Linked DNA regions of Mus musculus: all the other regions are linked to region 1. Evidence: chromatin loops called from intact Hi-C (ENCODE). Cell type or tissue: left cerebral cortex. All regions are shown on one strand. Region 1 holds the start of Arrdc3 (arrestin domain containing 3). Region 2 overlaps Adgrv1 (adhesion G protein-coupled receptor V1). Region 3 holds the start of Lysmd3 (LysM, putative peptidoglycan-binding, domain containing 3). Region 4 overlaps Adgrv1 (adhesion G protein-coupled receptor V1). Region 5 overlaps Adgrv1 (adhesion G protein-coupled receptor V1). Region 6 overlaps Adgrv1 (adhesion G protein-coupled receptor V1). Region 7 overlaps Adgrv1 (adhesion G protein-coupled receptor V1).

Evidence for each region. Peaks named below come from ENCODE experiments on the same cell type or tissue, not always from the same donor. Only the 100,000 strongest peaks of a DNase experiment are listed, where the experiment ranks them.
Region 2: it touches region 1 in a loop (5-fold over the local background); 17 of 42 quality-filtered maps call a loop at or near these places.
Region 3: a loop joins it to region 1, with 4 times the contacts of the local background. A loop is called at or near these places in 12 of 42 quality-filtered maps.
Region 4: it touches region 1 in a loop (3-fold over the local background); 26 of 42 quality-filtered maps call a loop at or near these places.
Region 5: it touches region 1 in a loop (4-fold over the local background); 3 of 42 quality-filtered maps call a loop at or near these places.
Region 6: a loop joins it to region 1, with 2.4 times the contacts of the local background. A loop is called at or near these places in 3 of 42 quality-filtered maps.
Region 7: a loop joins it to region 1, with 6 times the contacts of the local background. A loop is called at or near these places in 29 of 42 quality-filtered maps.

Annotation. Positions count from the first base shown.
Region 1 is chr13:80,879,794-80,883,793 of GRCm38, reverse strand. It overlaps Arrdc3 (arrestin domain containing 3), which reads right to left and starts at 372. Exons shown (of 8, transcript NM_001042591.1): 1 at 1-372. The coding sequence starts at 144. In left cerebral cortex, CTCF peaks have their summits at 1,879 (motif pointing left) and 2,894; DNase peaks (open chromatin) are centred at 825, 934, 1,902, 2,813 and 1 more place; H3K4me3 peaks cover 1,240 bases; H3K27ac peaks cover 1,653 bases.
Region 2 is chr13:81,313,092-81,317,091 of GRCm38, reverse strand. The region is part of intron 83 of Adgrv1 (adhesion G protein-coupled receptor V1); the gene reads left to right. Among named protein-coding and RNA genes, the nearest start is that of Gm32639, 210 kb to the right of the region's middle. In left cerebral cortex, a CTCF peak has its summit at 2,133 (motif pointing right); a DNase peak (open chromatin) is centred at 2,174.
Region 3 is chr13:81,656,159-81,660,158 of GRCm38, reverse strand. Lysmd3 (LysM, putative peptidoglycan-binding, domain containing 3) reads right to left here and starts at 2,353. Exons shown (of 3, transcript NM_030257.1): 1 at 2,223-2,353. In left cerebral cortex, a CTCF peak has its summit at 2,218; DNase peaks (open chromatin) are centred at 1,355, 2,452 and 3,452; H3K4me3 peaks cover 2,077 bases; H3K27ac peaks cover 1,390 bases.
Region 4 is chr13:81,367,939-81,371,938 of GRCm38, reverse strand. All of the region lies in intron 83 of Adgrv1 (adhesion G protein-coupled receptor V1), which reads left to right. Among named protein-coding and RNA genes, the nearest start is that of Adgrv1, 260 kb to the left of the region's middle. In left cerebral cortex, a CTCF peak has its summit at 2,129 (motif pointing right); a DNase peak (open chromatin) is centred at 2,189.
Region 5 is chr13:81,093,058-81,097,057 of GRCm38, reverse strand. Adgrv1 (adhesion G protein-coupled receptor V1) reads left to right here. Exons shown (of 90, transcript NM_054053.4): 90 at 1,557-1,990. The coding sequence ends at 1,675. Among named protein-coding and RNA genes, the nearest start is that of Gm32639, 8.7 kb to the left of the region's middle. In left cerebral cortex, no CTCF peak of the experiment used is centred here; DNase peaks (open chromatin) are centred at 1,715 and 2,326.
Region 6 is chr13:81,107,126-81,111,125 of GRCm38, reverse strand. All of the region lies in intron 87 of Adgrv1 (adhesion G protein-coupled receptor V1), which reads left to right. All of the region lies in intron 2 of Gm32639 (a long non-coding RNA gene), which reads right to left. Among named protein-coding and RNA genes, the nearest start is that of Gm32639, 5.4 kb to the right of the region's middle. In left cerebral cortex, no CTCF peak of the experiment used is centred here; a DNase peak (open chromatin) is centred at 2,326.
Region 7 is chr13:81,153,531-81,157,530 of GRCm38, reverse strand. Adgrv1 (adhesion G protein-coupled receptor V1) reads left to right here. Exons shown (of 90, transcript NM_054053.4): 87 at 2,255-2,376. Among named protein-coding and RNA genes, the nearest start is that of Gm32639, 52 kb to the right of the region's middle. In left cerebral cortex, a CTCF peak has its summit at 1,983 (motif pointing right); a DNase peak (open chromatin) is centred at 2,003.

The DNA of each region.
Region 1 (4,000 bases):
TTTAAGAGATTTTACTCTGATCTCCCCGGTAACTTCTAAATTTACCCTTCCTGAGACAGTGTCCCCGCTAGAATACACGGGGACATTACTGTCATTAAGACAGTCAAAGCTTATTGTCAAACTCTTTACCTTTCCCAGCACCATGATTATAACAAAATCTATAAAAATATAATGTAAGACCAAAAAAAAAGTCAAGATCGCATATAAGATGTGATCTTCACTTAACACTGATGGGTGTCTTTGCCGTGCAAGAAAAAAAAATCATGCAGGCAGGATCAGTGATTGTCTACAAATAGTTCATTGAGATTTCTTAAAAAGTCAGGGCAGCAGAGAAGCCGCTGCTCCACGCTCCTGCTCGTCTCAGTGGTCTCCTTACAAAGACGGGCGGCTGGAGGCTGCCAGCTCACTTTAAGAGCAGCTTTGTGAAAAACAACCCTAGTGCGCAGGCGCAGGCTGCGACTGCGGCCAGCCTTCCAGCGCGCTCCCTCCCGCGCGGCGCGCGCCCGGCTCTTGCCGCACGCTCCCGGTACAGTAGGTGTGGAGCGGGCGCCGCCGACTTCGGTGCATGGGCCGCTGCGATTGGCAGGCGGGCACCCCGCCACCCCCGCCACCCCCGCCACCCCCGCCACCCCCGCCACCCCCGCCACCCCCGCCGCGGCCGCAGCGCCGGCCCCGCACGCGCTCCCGGAGCTGAGCAGAGGGACCCGGCGGCGCCAGGCCAGGAGTGTGCGCCTGGGCCGCGGACCCGGAGGACGTGCGAGCCGTGGGGGAAGGGGAGAAACCAGTTGGGCAAGCGGTTGGTGGCCCGAGTCTGAGCTAATGAATTTCAAAAGAAACGTAATAAAAAGCAGACAAATATTGTTCATAGAAGAAAGCGTTGTTGACTTGGATAGAAATAACAAAAGCAAGCAGGACTTTGTAGGCTGGGTGGCAATGGACTAAGCCAAGGCCTGAGGAGCCAAAGAACAATGCTCCAGGCAGCTCCCGTCTTCAGCTCCTACAGCATCAAACCCAATCAAGTTGTCTGTGTAGTGTGTAGGCCTGACCACTTCCTCGAAGGGAGAAAAAGTCCTTTTTCAAGACATCACCTTTTGCTCCTTTTGCAGGGAATGACTCGATTACAACTCCTGTATCAGGAATAAGAATAGAGCTCACACCCCTAATTACCACCTCATAAGAGGCGGTTTGAACATAGTCATTTAGCTGACATTGTTTACAACAGACTGAAAAGCCTTAGGAAAGCATATAAGGTGGTTTTTGGTTTTTAAGTATGATTTGTTATATAAGTGAGGCTTAATTTTGTTAAGCCTTACTTTTAATTCAACATGCTAATTGCCGTGCTGCATCTTTAAATACAGGCACATTTCTCCTTTTTTAATGCCTTGAGTAAAATACTCAGTCATAAACATCACCAGGATTTAGGGGGTAATAGATCATTAACAATCAACATAACCTCATAACAGGGCTATGTTATAAAATCCTGTATTATGCCTAACCAAAAAATGTGGGGGGTTGGTTGTCCATAGTTAAACATTAGATTTTTTTTTTGAATGATAAATCTGGATAGGTCGAATCACAACAAACTAAACACATTCATCTTGCTGTTTTCTTTATTTAAAAAAGAAAAAAAATCTACATGTTTAGTTAGATTGAACTTGACACTTGAACTGAAAAAAAAAACCTAAAATATAACTATGTGAAGAATAATTACTGGAAAAGCCAAGAAGAGTTTAGCTTTTTATGCATAAAATTACACATCTGTGTATTTGGTCCGGGGTGGGGGGTAGGGGCAACTTTCTTCTCTTGGTTGACACCTGGTGGATAATCCAGGTAAAGTGTCTAACCCTTGGGCTAAGGGTTGGTAACAAATACTATTGGTGTTTTTCTCCCCCTAGTGGTAACAGCCACGTCTTTGCTAGAATGTCAAGTTTCCTTCAGTATGAGGTGGATTTCAGCATTAGACACCACAGAAGATTGAGCAAGGAGTGGAGTTAAAAGTGGGCACAACGAGAATTTACATTATTTTTTAAATTTTATTTATGTATGTATATCTATGTAAGAGCACGCATTGTGTGTTCTGGAACCTGTTAAGCCAGAAGATCGGTGGCCTCAGACTCCCTGTTACTGGAGTTATAGATGTGAACGTGGCTACGTGGGTGCTGTGAACTGTATCACATTTCTGAAAATTAAGGATCACTATGTAAGAGCCTGAGAATTGCATTTAATGGAAAAGGATCCTAGTATTGTTTGTAGTTTGTAAAGTTTCTAATGGGGAATCAACACCATCCCTGTATTGCTCCCTCTTTTATTTGATGCTCCTAGGATCTTTTGCTTCATTAGATTTACTTTGCTATTAGTCTAATGTGACTTCTCAAAGACTTTAGTAATGGACACATGCTAAACCTTAACCAATAATTTTTACCCATGTTGCATTTATTTCCCTTTGGTCCCCTTTTCCTTTTGAGGTTTTGTTACATAGTATTCCTCAAGTGTGTAAACAAGTATATTTGATTCATTTGGCTTTCCCCTCCTAGTTATTGAAGCCACAAAAGCATGACGAACAAACAAATATGCTGGTACCTCTAAGTACTTGTGTATATTTTCATTTCTAAAAGAAATGTTATGCTTAGGTCAAATTTTGTATGTTATTTCTCTTTGATTTTAATAACTTTGCATTTGCAGACTCAAAATGTCTCCCCTTGAGACAGCTGGGAGTGCTGGGTTGTGGCGTGCTATCTTGGGCTTCTCTGATGTTTCACTGGGACACTATTGTATTTTGATTTAGATTTCAGCTATTCATCTTCACACCAAGGCTCTTTCCTGCTGCAACCCAGCCTACATCTCATATGCTTTGTCCTCCTACTCATCTGCTAAGTCTCTCCTCCTGTCAAGTACATCTTCTGCCCCCTTTGTTGGCTTGGCTTGTTGTTGCCAATATGTAATTTAAAGGCGAGAGTCACCAAGAGGAATCGGCTCCTAGGAAATTCACATTTTACTGACTGAAAGTTTGTACTAGGGGAATGTTGCCCTTCCCGTCACCTAGTAGTCTCTCTTGATAATGAGGTTTCTAAAAGCCAGGCATGGTTGGGGCACCTGTAATCCTAGATTTGGGGGTAGGGGTAGAGGCAGAAGTATCAGGGATTCAAGTCCAGTCTTGGCTATCTGAGATCCTGTTAAAAACAAGACAAACAAACAAACAAACAACAGACAAAAACAGTAGCCACCAATAAGACAGACAAAGAAAATATCAAAAAATAATATAATAAAAACCCAGACGTTACCTGTGGCTGCCACCTTTTCTATGTGCGTTGTGGAGGGTTTCACGCATCCGGTTAGTGTTACCGTTGTTAACTACCCTTACTTACAGTCATTGAACATCCTCAGGAGATGATCTTAATCCACCATCAGCTCACTGTTCATGTTGCTGTTGTTCCTGCTTGGGGAGAATTTCACTTGACTAGTTATGGTTAAAATCAATCAAGAGAGTGTCTCATGGGACACTTGCAGGTGAGGTGACTTAAGTCTAAAAGTTGGTTGAGGGCGTGCTACTCTAGAAGATGTTTTCAAGTGACCTTTTGTTGTGAGACAGCACATTTCATCTATGGCTTGGTAAATTCTCACACATAACTGGCACTTGGATTTATTTTATTATTTTTGTAATATAAACCTTTTGATTTTTGCAGCAACTGTGTCAACCAGCATATTTTACAGGAGAGAAGATGCATCAGAAATTCCTACTCAGGATTAGCCTGACTCCTTATAGTTATGTATGTATTTCACTTGGGAAAATCTGTCAGACTTTCAATGCTTTATCATTTTGGACTTTGAAAGACTTGTGTCAGGCTGTCTTATCTGTGGGACACAAGCTCCTCCCAAAGAAACCCACCAAAGAGTGATTCTTTCTTCTCCAGTAGCCATTAGCTCCCCAGGAAGAGATGGAGACTACAGAGCACCGTTCTAATCTAGGCTAGGATTTTGCTTGGCTTGGTCTTGTGCAGGT
Region 2 (4,000 bases), 430 kb before region 1:
CCCGGAAGACCCAGAGTTCAATTCCCAGTACCATCACGGTAGCTTACAACCAACTGTAATGCCAGTTCTGGGGTATAAGGTTTATGGAAATAATCTTTAGGTTATTTGTTCGTCCATATTCTGCTTACAGCAGATGAATTTCTTTCTTTAATATGGCTCATCTGGAAAAGCCACAGTGAAGGAGCACGTGTGCTAACAATGACATTTGGAAGACAGAGATGAGAATTTTTTGGTGAAGCAACATCCTAGTCATGTGCTCCATTTTTTTATTGGGAATGCTGGTGTCAATATTTATTTTGAATGCTAATCTAACCAAATGACCACGTGTCAAGGTCACGTGATGGGTTTACTTTTCTGAATAAAGAACAAAGAGACACAGCGAATGGGAGTTCCAGCTTCATTATTTTTTTCCTAGACTCAGCTCACTAGGCTCCTTCTCCCCCAGTCCTCTGACCTGCATGTGGACACACCCTTCCACTGTGCTTGTGTGTCTATAATGGATTTTCAGGACTGTACCCAAAGTATCATTCTTCTCAGCAAATTTGTGTGTTTGTGGGGCTAAGTGTTTTAGGTTTCCTCAATTATTTAAAAAGAAGCCAAATGCTGCTGTCGTTGGATGGCTGTAAGTTGCATTACCATTGTCAGTCTGCTCTTGTGTGTAACGGGCCACATGTAATGGATATGGGGAGACACTGCAGTTTCACGTCCAGTGTGGAAATTGTTTACCTGGGTTTTAATGAAACCTCTCTCAAAATAAGAGTCTGTTCATAAGCATAGACTACTGCATTCAGTAAACACTTGCAGCACTCTCCTCTGCGTGCTTGCATTAAGCTGGCACTAGGCTGGCACTATGAAGGACCAAACCTGACTTTGAAAACACAGTAAACAGAGAACCTCATTGCAGGTGTCAACTTTAATCCATAATGCATGAAAATGCATTTCAATGCATAATGCTTTGAAAGCTCAAAGAAGGGGCCACTTCCTTTATCCCAGCGGGCAGGGGTGGGTGATCTTGAGCTGAGCACGAAAGGATAATTGTTGGTAGGAAAGAAATATTGCAGAGAACACCCCTTGCTGAACAAATAGCTTAGTAAATGCAGGTTGCTCACACACAGGCTCTCGCATGTATTGGCAAAGTAAAATGGAACATCAGCTTGAGATGCTAAAGAGTAAAGCAAAGCTTGAACAGGTTGGTGTGACAAACAAAACTACGTCATTGTCATTGGTGAGGGGAGGGGACTGAGCTAGAGGAGTGGTGGCACGGAAGGGATGGACCAGCTATGTAAAATGTCAGCACTGAAGAACGGACCTACCTCATTTAGCGGAGGCAGATGCATTCTGTTTCAATAGAATCAACCCTCTCTTCTTAGTTCAAGTCTCTAGCTGATGCACTTCTTCAAAATTCAATACGATTGTTTCAGAATTCTCAAATCATATACAGTCACGAAGAGTAAGGAAGAATCTTTTGGTTACTATGTGATATAAGTAAGTAAAGAACAGATCTGAATAGGCATGCAGTTGTAATTGCCATCTAGGCTCTTAAGAGACATGTTTCCATGGGCTGTCCACCCCTGCTTTACTTAGAGTTCATGATTAAACATATTTCCTAAGCAATTAACCAAAAGAAATCCCAGTGTGGTTATGTACATGCTAGAAAATCCTTTGCTATGCATTGACTGAGAAAAAGAGCAATCAGCTTCATATAAATTGGGGCACTTGAAATCTCAAAAACTGTTTGAAGTCACCAAGGTGACGATAGCTGTCCCAAATGATCAGCTGTGTAAAGCTGAAGTCGCAGGCGGGCATGCTTCAGGCTTTTAAAACTTTGCTCTTTGTTTTGTTTTATTGTTTCATTTTCCTTCCTCATATAGTCATAAATTTTCCACTTGCTAGAAGGGCCTTCTCGGGCATGGCAATGTAGTTCAGCTTATTTTTCCTCCTGGATAAATCTGTGTGTAATTATCTTAGCAGGTGAGAGAATTCAAGGAAGTGGTGACTGGTGAGGAAATGAGTTTTCAAGGCTGAGATTTTTTTTCTTTCATTAGAGGCATGATTTCCCAAACATCCCACTTCATCTTCAGTAAAAGGTACTTTTCCATCTCCCCGAGTCTACATAAATCTGACCACTAGAAGGTACTCTTCACAAAGGCTAGTTCCCACAGCAGCCAGATGGTTCCCAGTAAACCTTGCCGTTTCTTCTCATTTGCAAAAAACATGTAAATTCTTGAGTATGTCTGTTGTGAACAGATGAGAATACTCAGTCACAGTAAAATGTAGTATTACAGAGCAAACAATTTTTGTCAGGGAAAGCCTTCAGATTAAAACCTCTCAGAGACGGATTAGTGTGTCATTTTGTCTGTCTGCCTGCCTGTCTGTCTTACTCTGTGTGTGTGCCTTTGTGTCTGTGTGGCAGGTAGGTGAAGGCATGCATATGTATAGTATTATTTACTTTCTGTTGCTGTAGTGAAACACCACTATCAGAAGCAGCTCAGGAAAGAAAGAGTTTATTTTGGCATACGGCTCCAGAGGGAGAATTCATAGCGTATAGACACAGGCAGCTGAAGATGGATGCCAGGTGGTTACATCTGCAACCAGACACATAAAGCTAAGAGTGCAGACTGGGAGTGGGGCAAGACTATAAACTCTCAACACCTACCTCTGGTGATGTCCTTTTCCTGGTAAGCTACATCTCTAAGTTCTCCATCTAGAGACAATGCATTCAAATGCCCGAGTGTACCGTGTGATTACTCTGTTCAAACCTCTTATTAAACAGATAGTGACTAAGACTGCATTATTTGTAGTGGCCCATGAAAAATCAGTTCATCATTGGTGTCCCACAGTGGTATTTGATCCCAAGTATATGATCCATAAGCAGAATTAATCTACAGTTCTTACTGATACCAGAAATAGTCATACCCTGGATGTTTAAAATGTACTTCCAATTGAAGTTAGCTGTTTTTCTTTTCAAAACATGGCCTTTTAAACTTGTTATGCTGGCATTTGAGATCTGCCCCATCAGTACTGTTCTCTAAGTACTTAACTATTCTTCAAAGCCCATTTGTCATTCCTCTTACAGCAGCAGCAGAATGCACAGAAACTTGTTAGTGGTACTTGTCTCTAGGGTAGGGACAGGCAAGGATGGTCACCAGTGGGGCACAGTCAGTGTTGTGAAAAAGGGTAAAGTTGTGGTGCGAAACTGAGAGATATAGAGACATCGTGTACAGTGATACCAGAGGAAGTCTCTCTGAGAAAGTCTTATTTGAGATCTGAAGGAAATCAGAAAGGAAACCATGCATGTGCTCTGGAAGAAATTTCAGACAAAGAGAAAATGAGGGAAGTCCTGAGGTCTGTTCTTGGACTAGTGAAAGACCAGAGTTTAGAATGTAAGAATTTTAGAATAAAATCAGTGGGCTCCAAAAAGACCTCTCTGAACTTTCTGCCTGACAACAGAGAATGCCAGCAGAACTCCCTACAGAATAGGCCGATTACACTCTTGGTCAGAGAACTATCAGCTTATTGAATGGAACCTACACTGAATGGGGCTGGGGTGGAAGAGGGGACACTGGTTTTAAAAGGTTTATAATTATCCAGACATGAGGAAGTTTAACTTTGCCGAGGCTCTTTGCTGATTGTAGTATGCAGATAGCGAGAATGGTGTATCATCCACTTGTTTTGAGGGCCAAATGGCGAACACGATGGGTGCATTAGCTAAGGTTTTTGTGAAACTGATTCATTCAGTTGCCCAGGTAAATAACAACACCTGTCTTACCCAAGCAAGATTGTGACTTGTGGTGATTTATTATACATGCTAACATGCTAGTCTCCAAGTATCTATTGTCAGGTGTCAGCAATATTACATTCATTACACATTTCTGCATATGTATTTTTTCCTGTGGACCTCAGCTCAAGCCATAAACCTCTGAAGGTTCTCTGAGATCTTTCCTTTAAATTAGATCTTGTGGATTTGGCATTCGAAAGCCCTCACTGTTTCAATTCTCTG
Region 3 (4,000 bases), 780 kb before region 1:
GGGAACTGAGATAACATTTTCTTAATCAATGACAGATATGGAAGAGCCCTCTGTGATGCCACCTCTGGGCTGATGGTCCTGGGTTGTATAAGAAAGCAGGCTGAGCAAGCTATGGAAAGCAAGCCACTAAGCAGCATCCTCCACCACGGTCTCTCAGTGCCTGCCTTGGCTTCCCTCAAGGATGGATGGAGATGTATAAGCCGAAGAAACCCACTGTGGTAGTTTGTATATGCTTGGCCCAGGGAGTAGCACTATTAGAATGTGTGGCCCTGTTGGAGTAGGTGTGTCACTGTGCGCATGGGCTTTAAGAGTCTTATCCTAGCTGCATGGAAGCCAGTATTCTGCTAGCAGCCTTCAGATGAAGATGTAGAACTCTCAGCTCCTCCTGCACCATGCCTGCCTGGATGCTGCCATTTTCCTGCCTTGACTTACTGGACTGAACCTCTGAACCTGTAAGCCAGGCCCAATTAAATGTCCTTATAAGAGTTGCTTTTGGTTATGGTTTTTATCACAGCAACAGAAAGCAAACTAGGTCAATCATAATAAATTCCTCAAAGACAGCAGAACAAATGTTAAACACACAAGTGTGTTTATCTCAGTGAAGATAACATCTTCCAGCAAACTTGGAAAAGCAGTGCGGGGGGTGGGGAGGGGGAGGAGAGAAACCATCAAAAAATTATGCATGGATCCTGGAATGCAAAATGGGTTTAGAAGGATGGATGAAAAGAAACGAAAACTAAAATAAAAAACAAACAGACAAGGGAGGGTGGCAGGAGACAACTAAAACTCAGACAACAAAAAGATGATATTCTCTATGTAAAAACATACCTATTTCATTTCATAAAATCCAGCCCTTAAAATCCAGTTTCTGACCTTGCTTTACAGGGACACTGTATATCTTTAAAAGTTGAAAAGTCTCTATTTAGATAATTTATTAACAGCTATATTAGTAGCTTGCTTCAGCTGCTCCCACAGGGGCTAAACTATTGCCAAAAACCACTCCAAATTTGACAGATCCAAGCTAAATGAGAGCCACGTTTCACATCTCAGTTTAAAGTAAGGAGCACACCTGTTTCTACAAGGACGCTTGCACTCCCTTATCTAGGTCTTTTCTAAAAACAAAATAAAAAGCCCACATCTTAGATGTAGAGGATGTCTGTCAGTTTTGTGGAACCAGTAGCAAGTTGCATACATACATACATGTACTACCTCAGGAAGTATCTGTTTCAGATCCTCAAAAGCATCCATCAAAAGCAGAAAAGATTAGATCTAAAGCAATGCATATGGGTGGTTACGTTGCCTTAGGTATGCTATCCCTCTAAAGCGCTCTCCCTCCCATTCTTAGTACAGCTCTCTGAAATTACTGACTAATACCCAGAAGCCATTTGAAACAATGTGTTCTTCTATCAGTCTTTCCCTCACCATGTCTTAATCAGGAATCAAAAGACTCCCGTCTTCGCGCATCTGTCTCTATTCCTCTAAAATGACAGGAAAGCAAAATAAACAATCTGGACACTACGGTCTGACTGTTCATCTGTAATCCAAGTGCCAAGCTGCACTTTGGCCCAGTAAGGTAATGACATGTCAATCTACTAAAGATTAGAAAGTACACGGAATCAAAGCCATCAGCCTCAATTCTCTTTACCTCTCTGAATTATCTATGGAATCTATGGCTTCAGAAAACTAGAACATGTTGCATACTGCACTGCTGACAAACGTCCTGAAAGTGATCATCAATGGGTATCGTGAGCATGTTTTCATCCACCCGGTCTAGACCGGAAAGCGACCTCTCAAATCCCTAGGTACTACATATTAATTGCTGCATATTAATATTTGGTCTTGACCTTCGGCAGGGAGCAAGAGAAGACTCACAGGGCACAAGCCAGTTCAGCACTTAGGACAGAATCACCCCGATCCTATTCTCCAGGGCCAATTTTAAACCTAAGCAACAACTGCAAACTTCCTCCCTCTTCCATTCCACTCGCTTTTATTTTTATTTTTCCCTTTCCTCCGGACGTCCCCCGCAAAGATTACATCTCTGATTTCTAAGTCGCCGCGTCAGACTGGGACGCTTCGGAGCAGATGCTAAGGGGACAGGCAGAATGGCCCGGAAAGGGCTGCCCAAAACCGGGAGGTAAGAGTCCTTCCCGAACCGGGGACAGCGCCCCACGGTGACCCCCCGATCGACGTCCTGCCCCGCCCCGCCCCACAGCCACCGTCACCTGTCCTCTAGCAGGGGCGCGGCGACACGGTTATGTCCTCCACCACAGCCGCGGCCCCGGAGACGTTCATGACCGACTCTAGGTTCTCCGGTGTCTGGGTCCGCTTCTGCCACCGTCGCCGCCGTCGCCGCCGTCCCCGCCTTCCGCACCGACAGCCGCCGCCACGTCCGCAAACCTGCGGTGCGTCATCGCGTAGAGTAGGCGGAGGTGCGAGGGCGCGGGCGGAGGCGGGGAACCCAGAACCCCGCGGCCAACCGCAGGCCCACGCCAGCACGCAGGCGCGCCGATGCGGCCGGGGCGGGGCCTGATTTCAGCCCCGCCTCTAGCCCCGCCCGTCCGGGGGCCGCCGGGCCGTGTTGGACTCCTGCAGTCTGTGAATCTAAACCCAACGGGTCCTCCTGGCTAAGAAACGTACTGAGCGGAGGGCATGCTTGAGGAAGAGCCAATGGAGAGCCGCTGTGCATTTCTTAATGCTCTGTATCTGGCACTTTCTTCTCGGTGGGGCAGAAGAAAGCAAAAACACTGGGCCGTGCTTTACCATATCGAACGAGCCCTAGAGCAGCAAACAAGACAGGCAGAGTGCCTTGGGTCTGTAGGTCAGCAGAGTGAGCCACCTAGCCAAGCTAAGCTCACAGTGCCCTGGAGCTGCACTTTGATGGGACAAAGTTGTCAACAACTTGTAACTAACCTACTTGGATTTGAAAATTAACAGGACGCCATTGGTGTTGCACTATCTATGGCAGTGAAATAAATACCTCTCTTCTGACTTTTTTTTTTTTTTTTTTTTTTTTTTTTAGAAATTTGCCGAAGTGGTAAATACAGTGTTTGTATTTATGCGAATGATGTATGACATTTTAAAGGTGCACCTGGTGTTTTGTGCTGACGACCGACAATGCACTTGACTAAATGCTTACCCATTTAGGTCAACATTGCCTAAAGACGTACCACACTTTTCTTTACAGTCCGAATACTTAGTAATTATAAAGCCTTTGGAACGCTGTTCCAATTTCCAAAGGGTTTTTTGTTTGATTGTTTGTTTGTTTGTTTGTTTGTTCTGTTGGTTCCTTGGTCGGTTGGTTTTCTGAGAAGTGCCTCTGCAAGGACTGGGATTTTACTTACATTGCAATAAGCGCCTTTTACTTGAAAGGACAAGGCACTGTGCTGAACAATGCTACAAAGAACTCCAGGCAAAGACAACCGGGGAAAAAAAAGTTTGCCCAAGTTATTCTTTGAGCTCTTGCCCCTGTGACACCGCTGTCTGTAACCATTTATCACGGAGACATTTTCTCATCAGGAGACAAAGGATATATTCCGTTCTTGATGTGTAGGGCCTCGGCTGTTCAGGCCTCATGAATGTTAATGGAATGCAACCGTCTTTTTGCAAGTAGGTTACTTTTCTTATTTTAATGTCAATAGGCCATGGAATCCTTGGGAGAGTCTGAGGGAGAACGAATTCCAAGCATTTCTTCAGGACTACTACCTGTTTGCTTTGAAGAAACATCCTACACGAGATCTGCAAAGCTTTTGAATGATTGTTTGTATCTAACTAAAATCGAGTATTTGTTTACCAAAAGGGCACACTATGTGTATATTTTATTATTAGACTATACAAAAGAAGCAGTTAGCCACGAATGTTGGCTGAGTTCCAGAAAGTTGGCCGGTAAGAACAAGTATTTGTCTTTGGAAAAGAGGGTGTTCTCAGCAATCCGAAGGCCAAAAGTAGTAGGTTTTTTTTCAGATCTCATCTGCTATGTTGTCCGTTAAAATTGTTCAGTTGA
Region 4 (4,000 bases), 490 kb before region 1:
TAGATAATTCCTCAGCATGCTAGCAGACAAATTTGCTCATGTCTGGGGATGAGAAAGAAAGACCAGAATCTATATGTTAGAATATTGGCTTCTGGTTCACATTATGCTTAACATGGATTTTAAGAAAAATGATTAGTCAGGTGTGTACATTCCCAGTGTATTTTTAGAGTAGACAAAACAATATGGCATAAAATCATGTAAGGGATGATTTATGGTTAAAAAAATGTTTCAATAGCTTATTTTTACCCAATGTAATGGTTTAGTTATTTCACGTCAGAAGCCATACAGTTGGTAGAGTTTCCATAGGAAATATTCAATCTATTTACCAACTGCCTGGATATTTAAAAATACTAACTTAAAGTGAATGTTCTTCTCACTTGACTAGACAAGAGATTTTTAAAGATATATTTTATTTTTTAGCTCAGAGAGACTAAAGCGGCAAAGTATAGGGTCTGTTTGGGTCTACACCGGATCCTCTGTGTATAAGTTATGGCCGTTAGCTTAGTGTTTTTGTGGGACCCTAAGAGTGGGAGTGAGTGTGTCTCTGACTCTTTGGTCTGCTCCTGGGACTCTTTTCTTTCTATTGGCTTTCCTTGTCTAGCCTTGATAGAGGGCTTTTGACTTGTCTTACTGCTTCTTCTTTTGTCCTGTTTGGCTGTTTGTTGTCTGCAGTTTGGCTGTTGGAGACTTCCTCTTTTCTGAAGGGAAATAGAGTGGGGGATGTAGCTGGGAAGAAGGGAGGTGGGGGAGGCTGGAAGGAGTGAAGGGAGGGAAAAACCGTAGTAAGGGTGTATTGTAGAAGAATTTATTTTCAATTAAAAGATTTAATTTTGTTACTATGTCTGTATGGGGAGTGGGGGATATGCACATGAACTGTATAATGTAGCAGAGAGATGGTGGCATTGCACTCCGAGGACCTGAATTCATAGCTGTGGTGAGTCACCCAGCTTGGGTACTGAGAACCACTCGGCTGCTCTTGCAAGGGCAGCAAATGCCCTTGAATACTGAGCTGCCTCTCCTGCTCCAAAGTGAGGACTTTCCAAAAATGTCAGATTCTCCAAAACGAGAAATGGAAATGTTTACAGGAACACTGGCTTTTATTTACATTGACCAAACTTTAAAGTACTTATAGTATGAGTTGTAGAATTGTGTTATTGGGACCATTACAGTTCCAGACATGGATCTCCTATTTTTGGATCCTGCATCTTTGCTGAGTAGACATTATTAGAGTTTAAATTGCCTGGAGAAATGAAAAAACAAACAAACAAACAAACAAACAAACAAACAAGGGTTTGGGACCGTGGTTCTTTTTAAGGAGTAAAATGTCTCCACTTACCTATAGGGGTGACTTGTGAATATGGGGAAGACAGGCATGCCAAGATCTTTCCTTATCAAGACTTAGTTGATTGTCATGTTTGTGTGTGTGTGTGTGTGCGCGCATGTGCATGCATGCATATGTGTGTACATATGTGTCACAGAGAGATGGCTCTTCTGTAGCACAGGGTGCCCTGGACTTGCTATGTAGCTGAGGATGACCTCAAACTTCTACTCTTTCTGTCTCCATGTACAGCATACTGAGATTAGGGACTTGCGTCATCAGACTGGTTTAGACTATTATTTAGAATTCAGTAAACGTTGGGCTGTTTATCACGCCGCAACATTCAGGAATGTCATTGTACAATGTCTGCTTTTCAGGAATGATCCAGATTGCACACAACTCCTAAAAGACTTCCCCTTAGTCTGAGCCCTGTGCCATTTTAACTTTGAGGATGTTGCTGAAAATTGAGCCCAGGGCCTTGTGCATGCTAGGCAAACACGACCACCTGAGCCGTATCTCATCCCTTCATTTTGAAGGAGTATGGTACAATGTATTTGTAAATCATATTGTCAGGGAAATGTGCCTAAGTTTGCTTGTTCTCTAATTTTAGAAACATATAGAATATTGTATTACTAATTCACTACATATTTTATTATATTTATATTCTGAATAGGAGGTGGATACAAAAGAATTAATAGATGGTTCTTGTATTGAAGTTAGATGGGTAGGGATGTAGTCAGAGGGGAAAATATGATCAATACACATTTTTGGAAAAAAAAAATTTAGAAAAAAAGTGGCATTGACTACAATATACCAGCAGGTGGCAGTATAGGATTTTTCCCCACCCAAAACCAAAGTTAGTCTTGCAGAGTTGGAGTAAGGTTAAAAACTGAAGGATCCTTTCAAAGATTTCTTTGGCCTAGCTACAGAGTGTATAGCATAGCAAAAAAACATTTGTGAGTCTCTAGCTATGTTTTTTTTTTTTGTTCTTGTATTCAAAATTGCAGCGAACAAATTTGCAAATTAACACCCGAAAGCTTGTATCTACCTGTCCTTGGTAGAAATACCTTGTCCCACCCATCAGTTACTTTTAAATGCAGGGGCCATAGACGGTCCACCACGACATTTATGCTAAATAGTAACCTGCCTACTATTAATATAGAAAATTGTGCTTATTGAAATATCACAGACTTTTTGAGAAAAGGTTTATATTTTTAGCAGTATATTTCCCTCAGTGTCAAGTTGTGTTTTTTCTCATTTATCTGCAAGGAAACGCTTAAGCAGCAAGGTGTGAGAGCACTCTCTTCCAATGTGGTGGGAAACATAGCCAACAGCCTTTCATGCTGTTGCCAGATATTCCTGGGGAAAACATCTACTTCTATCTTTGGAACTTTTATCTTAGAGTCACATTGCCCTGTGTGCCCTGAGCGGGCTGGTGGCAGGAGGGACAAAGGGCATCTTTGCCAGGCGGGGTTCTCAATTCCAGAGCTTCTGTCGGGAAAAGCAACTCCCCAAATCTAAAAAAAGAACAGAAAGATAACCATGTTTGCTCAGATTAATAAATCTTGCCAACAGGAAAACACTTGATTTCTGTTTCTTTTTGTCTATGGCTTAACTTCATCTTCTGAAACTGAATAAAGATATCTGTCCAGAGACCCTTCATGTGCATGGCTGTGGCACAAGCTCTGTGAAGCCTCTCTACTGACTCACCATGGTCTATGTGACTAGCTCAGAAGTTGAAACACTTACGTGGTTTTATTTGGTTTTTACCTTATTTTTGTCAGCTAATGGATGTGCATGGATTTTAACTTCATCTTTCTCTTCTTCATGAAGGCGGAAGAGAATTTTATGTTAACTCTTAGGACTATTATCTAGAATTCAGTAAAAGTTGGGCTGTTTATCACGCCGCAACATTCAGGAATGTCTTTGTACAATGTCTGTTTTTCAGGAATGATCCAGATTGCACACAACTCCTAAAAGACTTTCCCTTAGTCTGAGCCCTTGTCATTTTAACTTTAAGTATCTATCATCTTGGAGACTTTCTAAGGATCACTGCATGCAAGACTGAACCCAAAGCCATATATGACTCCAAAACCCTGTCTCCTTCCAGTAGGACAGGACTTAACTTCCCCAAGTATCTTGACCTGTGGCATTGAAACTGTTAAAATAGGAAAGACATGTCTAGGGCCCCAAATGCTATTAACTAAGAACTCTGTCTGCCTGTCTATCTATCAATCATCTATCTATCTAAGTATATACATACATATCTGTGTGTGTATGTATGTGTGTTCACATGTATGTATATATCTCTATCTACCATCTATCTATCTACTATCTATGTGTCTGTCTGTCTGCCTGTCTGTCTGTCTATCAATCATCATCATCATCATCAAGCTGTCTGTTACCTGTCTATTTCAGGTCAATTGAAGCAGAGCAAGATGAAGTGTTATAAATAGAGATAGTTTTCCTTTAGCTAGAACTTCTGGCTACTCATTAATCTGACTGGATCTTGTTCTCTTTACTTTTGCTAATTCAACAACAAAAAAAAGTTTCAAGAGTTTAAATAATAGAATCAAAATTAGATCTTGCTTTGAACTAGCAACTGGAGCAAGGGTTGTCTTTCAGAAGAATATTGTGACTACATGTTGTACAGATAGAAATAGATCAAACACTTCCCAACCT
Region 5 (4,000 bases), 210 kb before region 1:
TGTTCCATCTTTTGTGAAATCTCTAAAAAGGATGTCAGTGAAGACCACTGGATCTGCACCAAGAGGCCCAGTCCCAAGGTGATGAAGGTGGACTCAGCGTGGTTGCAGAATACACATCATAAAGATATACCCATAGTGCACCAAGTATTTTGTATGAGTGTGAGCCAGAACAACAGGAAGGTTGTGATACAGGCCAGGAACTAAAGGCAGCACCTGAACTGATCTCCACAGGAAGAGCACAAATGGCCCTCTGAAGGGCACAGAGGATTACAAGTGCATCCTACAAGAGGTGGTACAACGGGGATAACATCGAGACACAGACAGTAGGAAAAACAGACATGAGAGAAAACAGGAAAAAAAAAAAAAACCTGAAAGAGCCAGGGGCTCTGAGCAGGGATGGGCACTTTATGTGATATAGAAACATAGGAATGAATGAGTCAGAGGGTAGGACAGATAAGATCAGGTGAGGTAGGGCTTAGTTAGAAGGAGTTGACATAGGCTCCTGGTTCTTTCTCCACATAGGTTATTCTGAAGCTAAGACTAACCCATAGCTACCAGCAGAACTACTTTCTCCCCCCTCACAGTGAGGGACTTGGTAACTACTGCAGCCATTGGCTTCTTACTTGACTTTCATTCTGCAAAGCTGAATAGCCATCAGAGGGGGAAGCACTGGGAGCTATTGCCTGGTACCAGCACACTCTATGACCACATCTGTACTCTTCATTTCTCACTGAGTGTGTGTGTGCACATGTGTGTGCCTGTGTCTGTAGAAAAAGAAAATAAACAAGAGTTAATACAGTCCCTGCATACTGAAGAAAAGAACAAGTACTGACCTGATATAGTTTTAAATTATTTTGGCATAGCAACCAATGGATTGGTGGTTATGTTTTCTACCTCATTGATGAAAAAGTCTCTTAGCTTGCCTGGCTTTCTATTTTGGTAAGCCCTTAGTTGAAAAATCACATTCTCTATCATAAATTTTACCTGTCCATCACATGTCAGCAAGGAAAAGAGATAGAGAAAGCCACATGTAGTGGCTCACTCTTGGAATCTCAGAACTCTACCTGAAGCAGTAGGGTTGCCATGAATTTAAGGCCAGCCTGGACTACAAAGTGAGACACTGTCTCAGAACAAAACAAAAACATGAGGAACCAGAAGTTATAGCTCTAGAAATCAATTTCTACATTGAGCATGGTGACATACACTTTTAATCCCAATATTCAGGAAGCAGAGGCAGGCAGAGTTTGAGGCCAGCCTAGTCTACAAATTGAGTCGAGGATAGCCAGAGAAACCTTACCTCGGGGAAAACAAACAAAAATAAAACAAAACATCATCATCAACAACAAAAAAGAAATCAACTTCTACTTTTAAAAGCTACCAAAGTTGTGTGAATTTAAAGTATACCATAATTTTAAGTTATCTGTTGTTTATTCCAAATAAGTAGCCTGGAATTTCACTAATATATAAATAAGATGTTTTGGTTTAATATAACTTGACTATTCAGAATTTATTACACTAATCATTTGAGTTTATGTGTTTATTCTTTTTGATTCCAGGTGCTGGTCTCAGTGTCAGTGACAACGAATCTGGTCAAGGAAGCCAGGAAGGAGGCACCCTGACTGACTCCCAGATTGTAGAACTCAGAAGGATACCAATTGCTGACACCCACCTCTGAGAGTCCCATTTACACTCTCCAGTAGAAAGAGGACAAGTTTCCTCATTGCCTTGGCTTTTGTACTAAACTCTGTAGGCATTTACAGCCATGTAGTAGAGACCTGTACATCGTACTGAGTAACACAGAAGTGATTATTATGTTATGCATTGCTTAGTGTTTGTGCAATTTAAAAAAGACTGCTATAATAAAAGATCCGATCATTCCTGTAATGTACAAGGATATACATTATCCAAAAATATTAGTTGTTTTTTGATCATCCGAACTTGGCTAACATGGTTTAATGAAAATAATCATCAATAAAAGTATTGGAATCCAGGTGGTAGCATCCAGCCTCATTATTTATGAATAAATGTGTGGGGGCAAAAATACAAAGTAGGAATCTAGAAGATGTCAGGCGCCTGTCTCCTCCATGAGTGGTTGTAGGGATTCAACATCCACACTTCTCTCCCTCTAGATGATCTTGAGTCCTGAAAGCTCTCATGTGTGGCCTGGGAATGATTCTGCACCTGAGGGTGGATGGGGCCCTGAGATTGTGATGGTCTTTTTGCAGCAAGATAGATTTCCGCTCTCAACAAATTTAAGGTTCTGAGCACTTTCCAAAGTGAATGTTCTGTCCTCAGTTAAAAATAACTCCACCACACTCGCTCACGAAACTGAGAGGCGGTCCATTGAAACAGTACAGTTTGTTTTGGAGAAAATTTTCTCAGTTTGTGATTTTTAGTCTCTCTTTGTCTTGGAATGAGAGATGAGGAAATCTCTCCCAGAGTAGTGCTGTAGTCAAGATGACTTCGTTTCCTGTGTTTCCAGAAGACGTGCTGGAAGGAGAACAAAGTTGCCCTGAGGAATGCTCTGTGACCTTTTCTTTTAGAGCTCTTACATATTTTTTAAGAAAACTAAGTTTCATCCCAAACAAAAAAATATGATATTATTTAAAAATTTAAGAAACTTTGTTCTCCTCATGATTTCCCTTGAAGCTGCAGTTAAAGCACCACAGTGCTCCATCTAGGTGTCAAATATAGTTAGATGTTATATGAAACCTGCATTGGGTTATTGATAATGGTTGACATTTGTTTTCTTCTCAATGCTCCCCACATCCTTCTTACATTGAACTGTGATAAGCAGATTATTTTTATAAGTAGAAGGAAAAAAGACCACAACAAAATCAAAGTGTATATAAAGCAGAGACACCTTCTCTGGTGGACTAGAGTCCCTTTTAAGAACTTTGGAAAACATGGTGCTAGAACTAAATTTCCCTGGAAGTGACAGATTTATCATCCTTCAGCTGAAGCATTGCCCGGCTCTCTGTCGAATGATAGGATGGATGCAACTGCCAAACATGGTTTAAATCCATAAAAATGGAAGGCAGGGTGCCATAAACTAATGAGCACTAATGTCACTGGACTTCATTGAGCTTGATGTTGGGTAAAGAGGGTGCTACCCGTTTCATGCGCCAGGCATCTCAATGGCAGTGTTTTCTCTCAGATTCCTAAAACTCACACTCTCTCCAAAGGTAATTGTCAGTTACTATTTTTACTTCTTAATGCTTTCAGTATTTGAGAAAATGTGGGTAGGGTATATACGTGTGTGTGTGTGTGTGTGTGTGTGTGTGTGTGTGTGTGTGTGTCTGTGTATATACACATACATCATATATGAAATGATGGAGGTAGTTGGCCTGACGGTGGTGACACACATCTTTAATCCAAGAGTTCAGGAGGCAGAGTCAGGCACATCTCTGAGTTTGAGGCTAGCCTGGTCTACGAAGCATGTTCCGGGACAGCCAGGGCTACACAGAGAAACCCTGTCTGGGAAACCAACACACACACAAACAAAAAAGTGATGGTGGAAGAAACGTTACAAATTATACTATGAATGCCAGCAACGCTGCTGAATTCCGCTCTAATGGATTATATGGTAATTTGATCCTATAAGCACACAAGAAGGGGGGAGGGGGGGAGGAAAGGAGAGAGGGAGGGAAGAGGAAAGGGACGTGGAGAGAAAAGGTGGGCCCATTGTGATATTCTTGATTCTTTTGGATCATTGTCCATGTTTGAATGTGATCCTTTTATATACTAAAAGTACAGAACCAAAGCTTTTAGAAACCAGGTGCCAGGCCAGGCCAGATAAGCCTCATGTGCAGACAGCAGAGACTATTTGCCATTCACAAGGTCTTGACACAGACTGAAATGAGACACCTGTGAGCCAAGCACCTGTTGGAAGGAGCAAATCAAACCAAGAGTGAAAGTGAACATTGTGGGACAGACATCCTGCAAAAGCGCACTCATTGTAGATGTGTGATTTAATGGTACTTGTTCTATTTTATTATTG
Region 6 (4,000 bases), 230 kb before region 1:
TGTTTCCTTTCTCTAGTGTCTATACAGATTAAACTGCAGATCTTATTTAAAGTATAAACTAAGAAGATCCACTTAAAAAACTCAACTTAAGAGAAAGACTTAAAAATTAAGAAATTAAATATAAAATTCCTCTCTCTCTCTCTCTCTCTCTCTCTCTCTCACACACACACACACACACACACAATCTTGTGTTTGTCTTTCCAATTTTGTTATTGACCCACACTCTATCGTCCTTATTGCCAAGTGACCAGTGATTCAAAATGCAGCAGGTCAGATCCCTAGAGCAGTTTCAAACCAGAAAGAAGGGCTCATGGTGACTTCTCTGTTTCTCTTTTTTCACTCCTCTGTTTGCCAAGGGAGGAGTGAAAGCCGTAAGCCTTTGAGGAAAAGTAACCGCAGAAAAGAACAAACCTAGCCCCAGTAGAAAGCAGCAGCTTCCAAGAGACACGCACCAGAGGAGCAGGACCACACCCCAACCCCTGACTTCATGCTCCTTCTGGAAAAACTGGGTCTGTACATGCACATGAGGTGGAAAGCACTAACTTGGAGAAGAATCTTATCAACCCATTACTGAATTGGACCAGCTATAATTATAAACGACTCAAAGTAAGAAACCCAACACATACCACCTCTGTCCTTACCCCTTCTCACACTTGCCTGCTGATAACAGTTTAGAATTGTGGTCTCTGGTTTATTAATTACTTCTTGAGTTCTGTCTTTGAGTCAGAGACTATATTATAAACAAACAAACAAAACGTAACTAAGAGCACTGAGCATTTCCTCTTTCTAAGAACTTGCGATTGAATAGATTTCCTTAAAATACCAAATGCTAGCTGGGCGTGGTGGGGCATGCCTTTAATCCCAGCACTCGGGAGGCAGAGGCAGGCAGATTTCTGAGTTCGAGGCCTGCCTGGTCTACAAAGTGAGTTCGAGGACAGCCAGGGCTATACAGAGAAACCCTGTCTCGAAAAACCAACCAACCAACCAACCAAAAAAACAACAAATGTTTGAGATTAAGAGAACTTAATTCTGATGATGCCACCTTGTCCTGCCCTATCTCTGGAGGCAGGAGAGTTGCAGGGCTCTACATGGAAGCCTGAAGTGTCACTCAGCCAGGATCCTTTATAGCTTGATGAAATTGGAGAAAGATCTCAGAAGAGAGTCCAACACAGCCAAGCCACGTTCCACTTCCTGTCTTAGCCAGTTCTGTCTTGTCACTTCTTGTTAAACATGTGAACTGAAGCTCGGGACTGACAGACATGATGGAGCGAACAGCTGAACTCCCTTTGCTTGCTTCACGCTGAACACACTAGAGACCTGTCTCAGTAGTTAAACCTGCGTTTGCTCCCTACCACCCACAAGGCAACTCAAACCCCTGTGACTCCAGTTCTAAGGGATTCAAGCGCCTCTGTGGGTTTCTGCATGCACTTGATGCAAAGAAAATCATGTAAGGAAATAAATAATAACAAATGAAAACAAATAATAATAAACTAATAATAAATAATTCTTTAAAAAGAGAGTAATGAGCATATGTAATCCTTTAAACTATGGATGATTTCCTTTGTGGCTCACAGAACATTGATTAATAAGTTTTTATTCCTGGGTCAAAAGAAATACAGAATGGATCTTAATTTTATAGTCAATCCAACTGTAAATAAGTTAAAGACTCTTAAAAGCATTTTCATGATTATAGAAGGACCATGAAAATAATCAAAACAGCAACTCATAGACACAATTAGCTTCCCTGTAAACCTGCCATCTGTAAATGACAGGAAGTATAGATAGCTGGTGTTTATGAACCTGATGCTTGGTGGGGGTCAAATATTGTTTTATTTGTGAGCAGTCTGAGAGCAGGAATCATGCTCCTTTATCCATGCATCCCAGGGCCCGGCAGTGTAGACTGTGACCGCAACATTCTACAAACGGAGAATCCAGGTGCTTTGTTGAAATTGCTGCACACAACACTGTAGTGGGACCCTGCACACAGCGTGCAGTACTTGGAAGGGGAACTTGTTTTTCCTCTGAGGTCAGAAACCTCCACAGCTGAATACTTTGGATAATGCAGGCCCCCTTTCTATATTTGCACAGCTTGGCCGAGACCAAGCAAGAGTCAATTTAAGCATAATCTGCATTTAAACATTCTTTCCTTTTTATTTTAACCATGTTTGTGTTTCCTGGAGCACATCTAAAAGTCTCAAAATATTTGCCATGTACTTCTATGCTTTTAAGAACAAAAACAATGCAGTTTTTGAGTGTAGCTATGTTCAGCAGGCAGAACATTTCCTGGCGCATGAAAGGCTCGATATGAAAACAAGCAGGAGAGGCTGCAGAGCTTTAACAGATGGTCTTCAGAGATGGGTTTTAAAGCATGAGGTTTGTTTCCTTATCCAGCTTTTAACCTGACACATCTCAACACTTCCAGTGACCTCGAAATAAATCAGGAACATTGCACAACATTTAAGGCTGACACTTTAATTTTTTTCCTGTTTTGTCTATTGCTGTGGCCAATGTAATTAGGTCACAGTCATGTGAAAAGTTAGTTGTATAAGAAAAAATGTTGGATGAGCATGGGTGTTTTCAGGAAGACTTTGTTTCTATTAATGTGCACACTATCATTTGTACTTGAAACCAATTCACTGGGCCTACATCTTTTGGAATATTAATATGCTCTCCAAAAACAGACAAGCCTGAATCAAAGGGAAATGTGTGTTTCTGCTTGCTCTGATGTGACAAGTACAACAATGAGGAGTTTTGTTTTGTTTTTGTGTGTTTAGCATGCACACCACTGCTTTTTAAATGCTCTTAGTTATAGAGACCAGCTGAAAAGGTGTCACCCTAGTAGAAAGAGAAGAGTCTAGACTCTCACACGCCTCCAAAGACAGCCATGTATAGCATAGCACCTTGTCCTCTCAGGTCCTGTATGTAAAAGCTAATTCTGACTGGGGGGGGGGGGCTGTGGTGATTGCTAAGAAGTGTAGACAGTTCGGGTACAGTTGTACAGCTGGTACAGTTCCAATTGCTTCAATACTCGAGAGATGATGGGAACCATGGGGACAGCACATTTTACAAATGCTGACACTTGTTGATGTTTTCAGAAAAACTTTTACATTAATTCTATTTATTCTTTAATTAGCTGAGTATCTTTATTTTTATCTTTGTGGATTCAAAATTTTAGTGACAAATTCTTATATGCATTCAAATTTTAAACACCAAGAAATATTTAAAAAAAAACACAATTTAAGGTATCTTATTGTCTAAATGAAATTGTCAGAATCACTAGGCTTTGAACAGTAGTCTTACAGTAAGTACAGCACGTGTGGAAAACATGAAGGAAGAAGGGTGTAATGAGCAGAACTCGAACAGAAAGGCAGTGTCCTTCTTTGTGACGGAAGCAGAGTAATTATCAAGAGTTCAAGTATGTTGTGAGGAATTTGAAGGGCTAACGGCTTTTGAAGAATGCACTAGAGAGGTTTGCTGTTCTTGTGCAACATGTATGGAGAAGCTCTGCTTAACTGTTAAGCAATCAGCAGAGTCCCTATGCAGTGAGTTGGTTCCCAGGAAGGTAAGGAGGTGAGATGCACACAGGGTGTCAAGTGACAGCTGTTCAGCTCTTTCCAGACACACACAAGATGAGCAGAATGCCCCATCAGCTAGTTAGACGTTGAGATGGAGGAGTAAAAACAGTCCCTTTTTACAGGACAAGCTGTTTGCTCTCTACATGTATACATCTAGATGTATACAACTCATTCATAAATTTCTGTAATTCGCTTTCATGTGTTAGGAAGGCACAGAGTTGCACATATATTAATTTAAAAATGACTAATGACACTTCCTATGCAACACTGATGAGCATTTAGTGACTTTGAACTGGCAGTGACCTCTTACCTGACTGCCAGCATCCTGTCAGTCACTCCTGGATTTGGGTAAGCCTGGAGCATCCTCAAGGTAGTCAGATAGATTTGCTGGCTTTATGTTTAGCTGAGCTGGCCAGATGACCTTT
Region 7 (4,000 bases), 270 kb before region 1:
CAAATTTTACAGTACTTGTTCTAGTTTCATCCCTGTTCCTATGATAAAATGCCCTAACTAAAGCAACTGCAAGGGAGAAAGAGGTTTTTTGTTTGTTTGTTTGGTTGGTTGGTTTTTGTTTTTTGTTTTTCTCACAGTTAGTTCAAGAGAAAAGAAATCAAGGTGGCTGGAACATATGACAGCTGGTCACCTCACAGCCACATGTATACACTTGTTTGCCTGTGTTCAGTTTGATTTTCCTACTCTTATACAATCCAGGTTCCTTGCCTAGGGAATTGAACCACCAAGAGTGGACTGGGTCTTCTTCACATCAATTAACATTAGCAATCAAGGCAATCCCAGTAGATATGTACACAGGGCAACCCAATATCAATGATCTCTCACTAACAATCTCTTCCCCAGGTGATTCTAAATTGAGTCAAGCTGAAATGTAAAGCTAGCCAGCACAGTACTCTACAAGAAAAACTGCCTGTAATAAATCAAGATGTCAGAGTCAAAGATCTCAACCATTTGGGTTCAAAGGAATACAGAGATGCCAACGATGCAACACTGGCTCTCACTGGACAGAGGAAATTGTTAGAATAACTGAATGGTGTTTGTGAGATCGCTCAGTGTGTAAAAGTGTTTGTCATGCAGGCATGATGGACTGAGTTTGAAACCCAGAACCCACTGTGAAAGGACAAAATCAATTCCTGAAAGTTGTCCTCTGGCTTACACACATGCTGTGGCATGCAGTTGCCCTCACTCAGGCACACAAGCAAAATGCATGCATACATATACACATACATACATACTATATTCAATACATATGTACATACATACATACAAACATACACATACATCCTACATACCATACATATATAATACATACATACATACATACACACAAAAAATTCATTCACACACAAATAATAAATTAAAATTTAAAAATAATAACCAAACGGAACTTGAGGGTGTTTCTGTGTTGCTTTCTTCATTTTTGAAACTGTCTATAAAAGAAAATATCTTTGTAGAAAATACAAAATGTAGTATTTACAGAGTAAAGAAGATGCAGTTGACAACTTCCAGATAAATTTTTAAGACCACAAAGTCCTGTAGCCATACCGACATTACATCTAATGTGCATGTTTGCAGTTGTTTCAGAGCAAAATAAAAAATTTTAATTGCTGAAGTCGTATTTAACTATTCAAATCCCCAGAGTGTGTGAGGATTTTTAAGTGCTGTTCATGGATGATCAGGACTGCCCTGGGGGTTCCTGTGCTAGTCTATCCCCATGCATTTCAATATCATGAAAATATATTTATGTATGGCTGCTTTACGACTTCATTCATTTTCTAAAGTACACGTAGATTGTGGTATCACTATTAAAATCTCTTCTGTAAAGACATCTGAAAACTCTAATAACACTCCCTCACTAAATCAGAGACAAGTGGAAATGACCATGGTCCTGTGACCCAGAATCACTGTTAGAGAAGCTGAAGAGAGAGATAGCTCTGTGGTTGAGAGCACTGCTGCCCTTTCAGGGGACCCGGGTTCAATTCCCAGCATACACCAGTTGACTCACCACTGTCTGTAACTCCAGTTTCAAAGCATCTGACACCCTCTTCTGGCTTCAGCAGGTCATACAAAACATGCAGGCAAACACACATACACAAAAAAATAATAAAAATCAATTTATAGCTCCAGTGGCACAATGGACCCATTGTGCAGGGTACTTAGTATGGAAACCATCAGGACAACTGCACAAGAGCATGATGGGTAGAAAACACGTCCCCTGATGGCAACTGAGTCAGTCACTTCATCTCCACTTGGAACAGTCACAATACATTTTGTTATCTTCTCAAGGAAATAAAAGCTGAGTATCACACAAAGAACTTTAAATGTCATGATTTTAATGCCATGTTGGAGTATGCTTACTGGAGAGCACAGGGCTACCTCAAGAAATTTGGGAATCTTTGTGTTTGTTCCTGTTACTTCCCACACAGTCCAGCAGGTGGTAGCCTAGGCAGGGACAAATGTCTTCCTTCTCCTTCCCCAAGTGGCAAGCAGACCCATTTGAAAACCTGGAACTGTGGCTCTGCACAATGCCTTCCCTCCTCCACACAAGAAAAGGAAGGATTTCAAAGGTTGTTTCCTGGATGGGTATTAGGGTATAGACCATCTTCCCTGAGAAGGAGACCAAACTAATACTGTGTTTACATGTGATTAATCATGCGATATTCTGAACATATTTCCTTGTCTTTGTGATTTTCAGAAATTCCTCTGATTTTATATCTCTTCGCCCTGATTTCTATGACGTGGCTTTGGGGAGGACTGCATATGGCCTACAGACACTTCTGGATGTTGGTTCTCTTTGTCATTTTCAATAGTCTGCAGGTAAGCCAAGCCTTACAGGCAATACACATTTAATGAATGCAAAGCACCAAGTGTCAATGTTCAAAACGTAAGAGTCTACATAAAGTTGAGTTTGTGTGCACAATGGCATACAACATTTTAGAGTAATATGGTAGGAGTTAAATATTTAACATTTGAATGTGGCAGAAATTACAACTTTCTTATCATGTACACATAAAAATGGAAAGTATTTACTAGTTTATTTTCAGCAATATTGAGTAACTGCAAAACTGTGTTTCTTTATGGATAGTTTTTAATCAGACGGTAACGATGGAGAAATAATCCAAATACATGGGGCATGTGTATCTACACATTAGTTCAATTGAACAGTGAATTGATGGTTAAGCAATTTCCTCTTAATGTTTAGATATAAGAAAATTTCAGTGACTAAAAGTTATATTTGACCCCTACTCAAGTCCAATAATGGCAAGTTTAAATTAATTTTAAAAATACGTTTAAGTTTTATAACTGAGGGCTATAGCTATAGCAAAAAAAATGAAAACTGACTTTCAGAGCTTTTGTGAAATGGGAAGATGTTGCATTCTAAAATTATCAAATGAAACAAATGAACACTTTTTTTCTTATTTTCCAACATGAAAAAAAAAAGCCAGACTAAAATAGTTCAATAAAATTACCCAAACTGCTTTTACATAGTCATTATTTGTTCACTGTCTTATAAAATGGATATGTGCATAAATACATATGCTGAGAATCATGCAGCTGAGATATGATTCAGTGGTAGAGCATTTACATAGCACACAGGAGGTCTATGGGTCACTACTTAGTCTTAAAAGCAGAAGAGAAGAGGAGGGGGAGACACTTTCTTTAATCAGAATACAAGGTACATGATGACATTTGATCAAAGTACATTATCTGGTTAGGAAGGGGAAGCCACAAAGTGACCTAAAAGTTTGAATCTAGAGAGTACATGGGCACCTCTGCGTAGGCACAGTGGAAGTACACTGGTACTGTCAATACCTAGAGAAGACCGCCACACCCCTGTAGGACCAATGATTGAAATGAGTAAACCATCAGCTATAAGATATGCCACAGTTGGTGACACTTACACCAAGTATTGTGAAGGCTGAAGGACCATTTCCCTCTGCCTGTACCAGTATGTACTCTAAGTGGAAAGGTAGGACATTAGGCCAACTTTAAATACCTAAGTTCTAGCAGAATTAAGATCAAGGTCCATACTGATAGCTTGCTGTTGTGTGACAAAATTTTCCTGGGGATATGAAACACATCCCAGATAGGGAACCTTGACAGACAAAGGATAGGTACCACCAAAGTCCAATTTGGTGAACCCAATGAGTTTCATTGAGGTCACTTAAAGGATAAAGGTAAGGGGTTATTGACAGGAGCAGAAACAACTCCAAACACAGCTGCATCACCAAGGTCTACTCTAGCATGAGTGACAGATCACAATAGCAGGGATTCTGAAGTACACTGCACAATCTGCAGGTAGCTCAACCAACAGGTAGGAGACTGTTCTCAGGTGCCTCAGCTGCCCTAAACCTCTTTTAAGCAGATCAGCTGGTTTTTGCTTCTTCCTGGAAGCTGGTCTTGTCTGAGAGTCTTCTTAGTAACTGGGCTCTGTTTACAC